Linked DNA regions of Mus musculus: region 2 is linked to region 1. A link is a loop called in an ENCODE intact Hi-C map of the cell type or tissue named here. Cell type or tissue: heart. All regions are shown on one strand. Each heading gives the region's core, and the rest is flanking DNA. Links, peaks and the distances in the headings are about the cores only.

Region 1 (5,938 bases), core at 456-5,455:
ATTAGCAGTTTGTTTAGTTTGCAAATGCTTTGGACTGCAGGGATTTGGCAGACAGAGCTCTGCCTACATAGCCTGGCCAGCCTAGAACTTTGCTTACATAGACCAGCCTGGCCTTGAACTCTATCTAAAGAGCTACCTGACTTGACTCTGCTAGGACTTAAAGGCACAGGGGTATAAGGAACTGCTCACATTAGGTTAAGTCACGGAAGGCAATTTTCTGTACCAGTCTTTTACAAAAAATAGAATATAATGGAATGAGATTAAGTTTGGAAGCAGAGGTGGAGATGTGGGCAGACTGCTTAATTAACTGTGTGTTTTTAATCCTGTGAATTATGTTTGCTCAGTCCTAACCTCTGATTTGGTCAATTTAAAGAACCTTTAACAAAGTTTTGTGATTATTAATATCCTTAAACACAACTTTTCTATATGGTACAGGATAATACAAACTTTTTTCTCCCCCATCCCCACCCCCTTCAGGAACAAGTGCCAAGTCGAGTGCAATGACTATAGGCATTTTAGGACAAGAGGTGAAAGGAGGCCAGGGCCTAAGCTTATTGCGGTTACAAGTTTATAATTGTGGGTGGAAACAAAACTCGGTTGTAGAAAAGTATTCTCAACAATGGAGATGACCTTCCTGACATTTAACTGACGTTTAAGGATTACATACGCTGAACTACAGTGGTAATACAAGGTTCCAATTTTACAAAGACATACTGTTTTAATAGAATTTATTTGGTTTTTACCACCATTTTCTCTCTATGTGTTGGTCCAAGGCTAAGATTTGCTCAATAGATATTTCTCACTTAAGGTGGTTATATCTGTACACAGAAGGTGTTTTTTTGTTTTTGTTTTTTTTTGCCCGTATGATTCCGGATCCATTGTTGAAACCTTCAGAGTTTCTTTCCCCACACATGGAAATACACACCTGCATCTAGTAATTAGTTGTGCGTAGTAGACTCATCCAAGGTCCTTCCCATACCATTCCATTTCCCTTCTCCCGCTACTCTTAATACTTATAAATGAACTCTCCTTACCCGAAGACAGCTCTGTTTAACCAGCTCACAATTTCCTTCTCAAAATAAGTGGCCTCGCTGCTTACAACTTGGTTGACTTTAGGGCTCATCTGCCCTGGAACGTGAGGATCCTGCTAAACTATCCTGGTCTTTGGTTTGGAAATGCCCATGGTGGTTTCGCGGGAATATCTGGACTCTCCCAAACTCATGCTGGAATTTAATGCGTTTTTTGCAAGACGCATCCCATAGCCGTCGTGCAAACGCGCCCGCACGCAGCATGAAGGGGTGAGGTCACCCGGAGGCAGCACGGACAGGACAAGGGCCGAGCTCCCGACTCACCTGGTAGAGCGGCTGGCCGGAGAGCCGAGAGGGCAGCGAAGGTCGGGAAATCCGCCAGTTTGGATCCTAATCCTCTTCCACACTTTTCCCCCCATTAAATTCTTAGGCCCTCACATGATAATTAAGGAGAAGACATAGTTCCGCCTCTCCAAACAGCCGCAGCTGAGGCCCTCCGCACCTCAAGGTTCCGCCCACATCCGGGGCTGTTCCCGCCGCCCTTGGCCTATCCCGGAGAGCAGAGCGAACGGCGTTCGGCGCTCACGGGCCCGTTTTTCTTGTTTATTGGTTCATTTGGCCGCCAGTAACTGACTGCCCTCCGTTTTAGAGCGATAAAAAAGGGAGGCAATGACCGCGCCCCCTGGGCCCGCCCCTTAGTCCTATAGGTTGGTAGAAAAGTCAGTTTTCCGATCACGCCCGCCGTCGGGCCCGCCCTCGCTCGCCGGGACCCTCCCACCCCTCTCGCCCGGTCCCGTAACCTGCGGGCTGCGGCGCAGACTCCGTGGTCATGCGAGGAGCCGCGGAGGAGGCGGGGCGTCCCGGGAGGCGGAGCGCGGTGCGGGCGGCGCGAGCGGCGCGAGGGTGGAGGCAGCGCGCCGCCGGCGGCGGGGCTGTAGCTCTTTGGGCTCCAGCGGCGGCACTAGCCTTCGCGACTCTGCGCGTCTCCTAGCCGCTTCCCAGCGGCGCGGCGCCGGCGGCTACGGTAGGCGCCACAGCTCCATGCTCGGCGGGCCATGTGGAGGTCGCCGCACTCTGACAGGATCCCAGGGCTGTGCGGACCGGGCGGCGGAGCGGCGGGCGGGATGGGGGCGCGGGCTTCGTGGTCGCCGTGGCGCCCCCTGCCACGGGCACCTGCGGGCCCCGCTCGGCCGCGGCCCCCTCCCTTCGCCGGGGCGCGGCGGCTGCGGGCCGGAGCTCGGCGCGGTGTGGGCGCGCGCGCCCCTGCGCTCCTCTGGCTTGGGGTCGCGCGGTCCCCAGAGGGCGTGTGGGGGCGGCGGGTGGCCGGGCCGGGGCCCACGCGAGGTCCTCTAGCGGCCCGAGGCGCGCGCGGGCTCGCGGAGCGGTCGCCCTGCGTGCAGGCACTGCCCGCGCGGAAGGGCAGCTGCTGCTCCCGCAGCTCCGGCGCACGGGAGTTGCGGCTCCTACAGCGACCGCGGAGGGGCGGCTACCCGAGTCTCGCGCGTGGGCCTTGGCAGGGCATTTCAGGTCTGCAAACAATGCAGTGGTCCATAGGCATGCTTCACCTTGTTTCCGCCTCGTGTTGACAGCCAGCGTTCTAGTATTGTTCTGGTATTGTGCTTTCTAACTCATCACTGCCTTGTTAAACTTCAGGAATCATTTTGTTAACCATTTTATTTTTGTCCGGAGAACACCTGGGGACTGTATTAACATGTGCTACTGGGAAAGTACAATGTGGAGCAATTAATCTTCCTTGTGGGTTTTACATACTTGGGTGTATGTAAATTAGGTATGCAATTTACAATTGTTTTGTCAGTGGTAGACGTTGCTTACTTTGATGTTACTTTACGTGTAATACTTTAGTAATTTTTTATTGCTTTCATCAAACATTTTTAAGCGTTTCTTGCCTTTTTTCTTTTTCCGAGTCTTTGATTTTAAGTGATTATGAATTTGCTAGGTACTTTTGTAAATCGTTTTTCCTAACACTGGACTTCCACGTGCACTTTAGCTCAAGTCCTAACTTAGGTTTGGTGTACAGGCTATAGATTAAAAGGGAAAGAAACGGGTGTTTCTGTGAGTTTTATGATTCAGACTCTAGACCCCAGAGGAAAGAAATCAGGAGGTCCGGGTAGACTGAGCCATGTCTGGAACCAGAAAACAAGGTGGTTCCAGGAAATTTCTTAAGTTTTTCCCTCTTTGGAAGTAGTCTGCCTCCTGCACAGGGAAGCAGTTGAATGCATTAGATAGTATCAGAACTATCTAATGTTGGGTGGCGAGGATTCTGAGTTTTAGTATATTGTAGTAGATCATAAAAATGTATTTATTTCAAGTGCATCTAACTGTGTGGGCAGTCTTGCATAGCCAAGCTTGCAAGAGTTAAATATTTTAAAGGTCAAATTGGCACTGGAGAGTTGATGCTAAAAATAAAGATGACCTGAACAGTTTTTAAGTGGAAACCTTTTTGGCTTGTTCAGTTTATGTATAATTGTAGGGAATATGTAATGCATATATCGTCACTAAGAGAATTTATGTTAGTATGTTGAAAAAAATGAAGATCATAAATTAGTTGGATTATTTATATATTATATTATGTCACATAATCCAATGAGTAATTACTATTCTCTATTATTACAACTAAGATTTAGTTAACTAATGGTTCGAGATTTTAATGGTAATAAGTTGATAGATTCACTTGTAACCAATTTAATTACAAGGACTACATTTCAAGTATGCTTTTGGACTACAGTTAAATGGGAGTAGACTTGGTAGAAAGAGACTAATAGACAACAGTGTTGCGGGGTGATAAGCTGAGTCCAAGCTCTTTCTCTTGAAACACTTTCAGATCACTGTGTAAACGCAATTTTGAGTGTTGTTAAAGATGTAGGGACGAAGTCAATCACTGTCACTCTTCTTAGGAGTCAGCGGGTTTGTTTTTTTTTTTTTTTTTTTTTTTTTTGGTTTTCGAGACAGGGTTTCTCTGTGTAGCCCTGGTTGTCCTGGCACTCACTTTGTAGACCTGGCTGGCCTCGAACTCAGAAATATGTCTGCCTCTGCCTCCCAAGTGCTGGGATTAAGGGCATGCGCCACCACCGCCCAGGACTGCCAGGCAGGAGTCAGCGGTTTAAGAGGAGCGATACTTAAACAAAGGATAGCACCTTACTGTGTTGTGACTGTGTGGAATCTGGCTGACTTTATGGAGAGTTTAAAGGATAGGTACTTGGGTCACGTGTGGTAGCATGTGCCTTTAATTCTATCTAGGTTTTGAGAGCCAGAGACAGGGAGATGTCTGGATTCTAGGACAGCCAAGTGTACATAATGAGACCTGTTTTAAAGCAATAACGACAAAAACCAAACCAAAGGGGTTGGGGAGATGGCTCATTGGTTAAGAGCACTGGCTGCTCTTCCAAAGGACCAAGGTTCAAATACACATGCGGGCAAAACATCAGTGCGCATAAAAGTAACACTGGCTGCTCTTCCAGAAGACCTGGGTTCAGTTCCCAGCACTCACATGGCTGCTCATAACTGTAACTCCAGTTCCAGGAGATCCAACATCCTCCTCACCCAGACATACATGCAGGCAAACCATCAATGTAAACTTAAAACAGAAAGAAAGAGAGAGAGAGAGAAAGAAAGAGAGAGAAAGAAAGAGAGAGAGAGAGAGAGAGAAAGAAAGAAAACCAAACCAAAACAAGATAGTCACTAGAGTTTGAATACCTGTTGATCTTTTTTACTGTGAGCATGATACCACATCAGTTTCCTTATTTGTTGAACAGAGAGGATAGTACTTGTAAGTGAATATTAAGTACTAAATAAAATGATAAGCACTGAACAAAGAAGGAAGAACATGTATCTTTTATTTTTTAAGAGAATGGTTGGGAGGTCCAGGGAGGAGGTTTCTTTTTTTTATTATTATTAGATATTTTCTTTATTTACATTTCAAATGTTACCCCTTTCCTGGTTTCCCCTCTGAAAATACCCTCCTCCTACCCCCTTCACTTCCCCCCGCTCACCAACCCACCCACTCTGGCTTCCTGGCCCTGGCATTCCCCTCCACTGGGGCATAGAGCCTTCACAGGACCAGGGGCCTCTGGGAGGAGCTTTCTTGAGCATTGGAGACTTAAGTAGTTTCCATAAATAGAGAAGGAAGGAAGATACTCCATACAGGAGAAGACAGTCTCACACCATGAGTCTAGCTTGAGAGAATGGGAATTGTAGCATTATATATAAGTCCTTGTATATCAACAATAAATGCTGATTTGCATAGATTGTGTCTCGGCAGAGTGAGTATATCCGATTTTGAAAATCAGAAATTGCCAAATAATCATTTTAGTTATTTTTTTTTTTTTTTTGTTACTGTGACAAAACACCACGACCAAAAGCAACTTATAAAACGTATTTAATTTGGGGCTTATGGTTCTATAGGTGAAGAGTCTGTGACCATCATGGTCTGGGGAGGCTGGCATCAGGCAGCTGGAGGGTCCTGAAATAGTAGCTGAGAACTTACAAGTTGATCCACGAGCATTAAAGCAGAAAGAAAGAGAAAAACTGGAAATAAATGGGCTTTTACCCCCAAGTGACGTAACTCCTACAACAAGGCCATCTCTCCTAACTCTTTCTTCTCTAACAGTTGCTAACTGGAGGGCCTAAAATAAGTGAGCCCGTGGGGGCCGTTCTCACTTAAACTATGACATACACTTAGAGAAGCAGTCTGTCTGTTATATTTTTACCTAATAGTTACCCTTCACTTATTTTCCAAGTGCCTATTCAGTACATTTTTAAACATGTCTGATTAGTCACCATTTCATTGAGCTTTTTCTTTCTAAGCTGTATATGAAGACAACAAAACACTGGCAGAAGCCTTTGCACTCTATTTTGCCTCCTTTATATAGGAATCTTTTTTGTTTGTTTGT
Region 2 (5,938 bases), core at 440-5,439, 80 kb after region 1:
GAACTCACCATGTAGACCAGCCTGTCCTTGAACTCGGATCAGACTGCCTATGGTCTCCTGAGTGGTGGGAGTAAAGTGGTTGGTGCCATCATGCCTGGCACCATGGATAAACACTTAAGTTTAGGAAAAGAATTCAGTAAGATGTATCATAAGAACAATTTTTACAGTTTTGCATAAGTAAATACAGATCTATAATAAAATACATTTTTTTCCTCTCCATTTGTAGTTGCTGCAATAGTATTATTCTGTTCCGCTCCTAGCCCACATAGCATACCTCTAACTGAAGTGATTGGGCCAATATGGCTGATGCTGCTTTTGGGAACCGTGCATTGCCAGATTGTTTCAACAAGAACACCCAAGCCTCCACTAGGCACAGGCGGTAAACGAAGAAGGTACTGCTTGTTAAACAGTGTAGATATCTGTTATTTGCATATGGGATTTTTTACATTTTACTTTTATTGTTTTATTTGTGTGAGTGTGCCTGCCCATGTGTGCAGGTGCCCACAGAGACGAGGAAAGCATCAGATCCCTGGATGTGGAGTTGCAGGTGGTTGTGATCTGCTGGATATGGGTGCTGGGAACTGAACTTAGGTCCATTTCTAGAGCAGCCACTGAGCCATCTCCACAGCCCTGGGGATTGTTGTTAAGTGCTCTTCACTTCATAGAGTAGTATGTTATGTTACAAAGTAGCTCTTTCCGATAAACCTGGAAACTCCAGAACCAGTCACCACGTGATGAGTTTTCTGTATCGTTTATGGCTCACTTCAGTGCCACGTGTCTGTGGGGTTTGTCCTTGCTATAGTAATTTTTTTTGTTTTTCTTTAAGTTCATTTCTAATTAGCAGTACCGATACAGGAAGTAGGTGTTAGGTGGAATAAACTAAGTTTATTATAAACTTAGAAAAATCCCGTGTTTCTAAGATTCTTTGGCAAGAGTAGAGCCAAGAGAAAAAAGGCTGTTTATTAAATGTTATTCGAAGCTGTTTAATAATAGCGCTGGTTAATGAGTAAACATTAGCAAGTCTCACTGGCTCCTCAGCACAATGCACTTCTGTTTTAAGATGTTTTGGAACAATATTTCTTTTGAATATTATTGCTAAGACATTGTGGTATTTATAGTTTGGGATTTGAGGCCACCTCGGTTTTGAAAGGTAATACAAACATTGGGTAAATAACTTTGCTTATTTAGGTTATAATTCTCTCCAATCTTGCTTCTACAGACAAGTAATGTTCACATAGGGAAGGAGTGGTTTTATAAGTATCTTGCCAGTATGATACATATAATCGTGTATACATTGACTGCCAGTGTGTGTCTGAGCAAGGAACAATATCCTTGTATTTATACAAACTGAACTTGAATATGCACCATAATGCATGTTTCACATTCTGTCTAGTACATTTGAACTTCATTGTTTATTAGTAAGCTCCTGTATTCTATAATTTTTTTGAATGTGCTTGAAAAGGTGTTAAGACTTTAAACTACTTTCCACTCTTAATGTTTTCTGATGAAGGAAATTAAGAAAAGCAGCCCATTTGGAAGTCCACAGGGAAGGGGACGGTTCTAGCACCACAGATAACACACAGGAGGGAGCGGTGCAGAGCCACGGCGCAGGCGCCCCTTACAGTGTTGGCACTGTCTTCAGAGACCTTTGGCTTGCTGCTTTCTTCTTATCAGGGTTGGTATTTACTCCAAACCTTATGTGACATAAAGATGCTCTGTTCCTTTTCTGATATTTGTCTACATAATGAAATTAATGACTTGAAATATGGCAGCCTCATTAGATGTTTTATTTCGATAATCAGAGTGTTAGAGCTTAAGGAGAAAAAGCATGAAGTTTATTTGGGGTTATATGTAAATACATTTATCTTCATGGGAATGAGTATATAGTAGCAAAGTAGTGAAGATTTCTCAAGGTTTTTTTTTTTCTAGTATTATTTTACTGTGTTAATTTACTAATTAATTGTTTTTATCAGTATTGTAGGCCAGAATTTGCCTTAATACAGCTTGTCACTTGTATTGCCTTGTCTTTTACATCTACCTTAGTTTTCTAAAGTTATTTGAGATCAGTGCTGTGGTGAGTTAAGTGAATATGCTATGTGCTACAGACAAGTTCTTATTTGTTATTGGGGTTGTATTGTTTGTACCAGTTAGGAGAAGATATTTACATCAGATCAAACTTAGCTCAGTATTATAGTATTAATACTTAGTTCAGTTAAGACTTATGATACTGGTTTAAATAATCAAGAAACATACTGCAAATAACTTCTTTTTTAAAAAAAGTAACTCATCTATCACTTTGCAGACGATGTCACTAGCTTTTGCTACTTCCCAAGCTCTTCACCCATCGATTTGTACTCTTACCATAAAGTTTACCGCGCATTAGGAAAATGTATCCTGTTGTTTATTTTTACTGTTTATAATTTTAGAAGTGATTTTACAAAATCATTCTGATAGTCAGCACTAAATCCAATTGTCTGTTTTCTCCTTGAAGATAATGTGTTTTTATGTCTATTTTTAATTTGGCCTCTATTCTGTCTCATCTAAGAGTGTGTGTGTGTGTGTGTGTGTGTGTGTGTGTGTGTGTGTGTGTTAGTTAACAGAGTTTTCTTTCATAAGATGTAAAAGTTTAATTATTGCAAAGTCAGTTTCTTAAGTATTTTCAAGACTTTCAGATGAACAGTTTAAATAGCAAAGTAGATATATTTAGTTTTCAGGGAGTCATTTGGTTGTTTTGATTTCTGCAGCTGATGCTTTTATATTATGGACAACATTTAGATTGGTTACTTTAATTTACTTGCTTCTTCTACTTAAATAAGACCCAGACTTCAGTTTTCCTTCTGTTGGTCCATAGAATGAAAATGGCTGAGACTAACTCTGTTTAGTTATGACAACTGTATTATAAGTATCCTAAAAGGTGAACCAGTTTCAGCTTTTTTTTTTTTAGGCTTTGGTTTGCTAGCATATGAATGAGACTATGTCAAATATTAGGTACAAACAGATCCTAGGAGAAATGTTAATTTTAGAAGCCCTATGCTGAATTCTAAAATCCTAGTGCCCCACTTTTTAAAGTTTTTATAAGTGACCACAGGCTGAAATAGTCCTGAAATAGCACCTGACACAGCGCTTTCTGGTGACAAGAGGAAAAGGTCAGAAGTTTCTACTTAGGTATCTGAGTTGATGATGGAGAGTAGGTAAAGACAGCACAGTGGATAACTTGTGTGAGTGATAGCATGGTTTCTAGAGATTAGAATGAAGAGTGATTTTAAGTCTTACTTCGTCTAAATACATTTTATTCTTAAAGTAAAACAGCTTAAATTCAACAAATGCCAATTTAAAAATATAAACTAGGGCTGGAAAGATGGCTCAATGGTTAAGAGCACTGACTGCTCTTCCAGAGGTCCTGAGTTCAATTCCCCATAACTACATGGTAGCTCACAGCCATCATCTGTAATAGGAATCTGATACCCTCTTCTGGTGTGTCTGAAGACAGCAACAATGAAATAAATCTTTAAAAAAAAAAATTAAAAAAACAAACAAACATGTTTGTTTAGTACTTTAATCCAATAAATTGTTGTGCCCATTGGGAATATAGCTTTCACTGAAAAGATTAAATAGAAAATGTTAGATTTTGAGTTGTATTTCTTCAACTTGATACCCACTTCAAAATTTCAAAAAATCATGAATTTTTTTTTATAGCTTTTAAGAGCTAACTGTTGTGTTACTAAAAAGTAGGCCAATGAATAGGAATTATGCTCTTGATTTTGAGTAGAGAACTGGATTTGGTGAATTAAAAACAGTTGCCAGAATGAAGCAGACCACATGTTAGTTATATGCTGGATTGACCTACATTGAGGGCCAGTAATGTTGCTCAGCGGTTGAGCGCTTGCCTAGAACCTGGGCAGGGGCCTGGATTAGATACCTTGCACCGCAGGGGTGAGTGCGCATGTGCAGAGTCCCACCTCTATTTGTTGTTTACAGCACTAAAGTGAAAGTTAAAGGTTTAATACATTGATATTATTTACGGAGTTAAATATACTACATAAGTTGAGTCCTACCAGAAATTTTCAGTGCAAGTATTAAGAATTGACCTTTTACGAATATAGCTGGAGCAGTTGAGTCATTCACAGTATAAGCCAGGTACTCAGCTGTCACCTGCAGACAATAATAGGAGGAGTTTATTTGTCAGTGTACCCTGCGGTTTAAGATTATTGATGAGTAGAACTTGATAACTCAGACTTGTCAAAACACTAGATTCTCATGGGCATGCTCTTTAAAAGTTGTACTTACTTTTGGGCTAAAGTTTTCAATATGAAAATTATAATACTTTAACAATTCATTTACAGTAGAATCACTTGAATTTTAAAGGAAGTAAAAATAGTGTATTCAACTAGTGTATTTTTAAGGTTCTTTTCCCTGGAGTAGCTTTGACTCAGGACTTCTTCATCTTGAGTACCAATCAGAATGCATTGTAGAAAACTCTACAAATGTCTCACCACCCAAAAATTAAAAAGGCAGAACTGTTAACGTTGGCTATAACAGTGAGGATTTTTAATCTGTAGTTTTTTTTTTTCTATTCAAATTCCAGTTCATAAAATAACTGATTTTTTTCTTAGTAAACATCATATTTATTAAGTACTTTTCAGACTAGGCATTATGCTACTTGCTGGCAACAAAACATAAAACTAACCTAGTAGAGATGAGTTGCATATAATCTACCAAATAGTATATGGATGCCAGCAGTGCCTTCGTGAAGGATGCATCCTTATTTCAGGGAGATCTTCAAAGTGAGTTTTGTTGTTGTTTGTTTGTTTGTTTGTTCTGAGTTTTTGTTTTTGTTTGTTTGTTTGTTTGTTTGTTTGGGGATTTTCAAGGCAGGATTTCCTCTGTGTATCACTGGCTATTTTGGGACTCACTCTGTAGACCAGGATGGCTTTGAACTCAGATCTGCCTGCCTCTGCCTCCCCAGTGCTGGGATTAAGGCATGTGCCACCACTGCAAAGCTTAAGGTGAGTTTTACCAAGTAGTTGGATACAATAAGTTCTTGGAAAATGGATAAAGCCATTTCTTTTAAGTTGTTTTAAGGATCATTATATGAAATCACACAAAATTAAAGTTTCTGTGTGCTAGGGGAAACTGTTAGCAGAGCAAACAGACAGTCCACAGACTTGGAGAAACTTTTTCTAGTTACTCATCACAGGGGGGTTGATGTAAGTAAAGATTTACAAAAATAAACACCAAAAAACACAAAACCGCTAGTCAGTAAATCCACGAAGTGATCAGTCAGTTCTCAAAAGAAACCAAATAGCCAGTAGTTTTTATTTTTACGTTCAGCATCCTTAGCACCTAGGGGAAGGCAAACTAAAACCACTGGAGTTCCCATCTCACCTATTCAGAAAGGCCATCATCAAGAAAACAAACCACAACAAATGCTTCCAAGTGGATGAGGAACCCACATCCACTGTTGGTGAGAGTGCTAGCTAGCATAGCCATTTAGAAGTCCTTGCAATTAGAAGTGGAACTGCTGTGTGATCCCACTGCACCACTCCAGGGTATGTTTCCAAAGATGCAATATTGTCTCAGACAGGTACTTGCACATCCATGTGATAGCTGCATTATTCACAGTAGCAGAAGTGGAACCAGCCATGGTGTATGTTGGTGGAAGAATGGATCATGGAGATGTGACATATATACATTTATTTGACTCTTACAAAAAAATGAAATTATGAAATTTGGAGAAAAACAGATGGAAAATCAAAGGATTATATTAAGTGAGGTGACCCAGTCTCAGAAGATAAAATTTGCATATTTTGTCTCCTGTGGTTTCTGATTTTTGAAGTTTATATGAGCGTAAATAAGAGATTAGAAAGTGCACATAGATAGGCCATGAAATGAGGTAGGAAGCACTGAGAAGTGGGGCCAGGATGAGAGGTTACACACA

What was found. A loop is a pair of places that touch in the nucleus more often than their neighbours do. Peaks named below come from ENCODE experiments on the same cell type or tissue, not always from the same donor. Only the 100,000 strongest peaks of a DNase experiment are listed, where the experiment ranks them.
Region 2: a loop joins it to region 1, with 2.3 times the contacts of the local background. A loop is called at or near these places in 3 of 42 quality-filtered maps.

The regions. Positions count from the first base shown.
Region 1 is chr5:20,878,070-20,884,007 of GRCm38, reverse strand. It overlaps Phtf2 (putative homeodomain transcription factor 2), which reads left to right and starts at 1,884. Exons shown (of 18, transcript NM_172992.3): 1 at 1,884-2,052. It overlaps Tmem60 (transmembrane protein 60), which reads right to left and starts at 1,555. Exons shown (of 2, transcript NM_177601.3): 1 at 1,353-1,555. In heart, for the core only: a CTCF peak has its summit at 2,542; a DNase peak (open chromatin) is centred at 1,647; H3K4me3 peaks cover 3,778 bases; H3K27ac peaks cover 2,856 bases.
Region 2 is chr5:20,797,639-20,803,576 of GRCm38, reverse strand. It overlaps Phtf2 (putative homeodomain transcription factor 2), which reads left to right. Exons shown (of 18, transcript NM_172992.3): 6 at 227-392; 7 at 1,511-1,675. Among named protein-coding and RNA genes, the nearest start is that of Gm42219, 8.0 kb to the left of the region's middle. In heart, for the core only: a CTCF peak has its summit at 3,470 (motif pointing left); no DNase peak of the experiment used is centred there.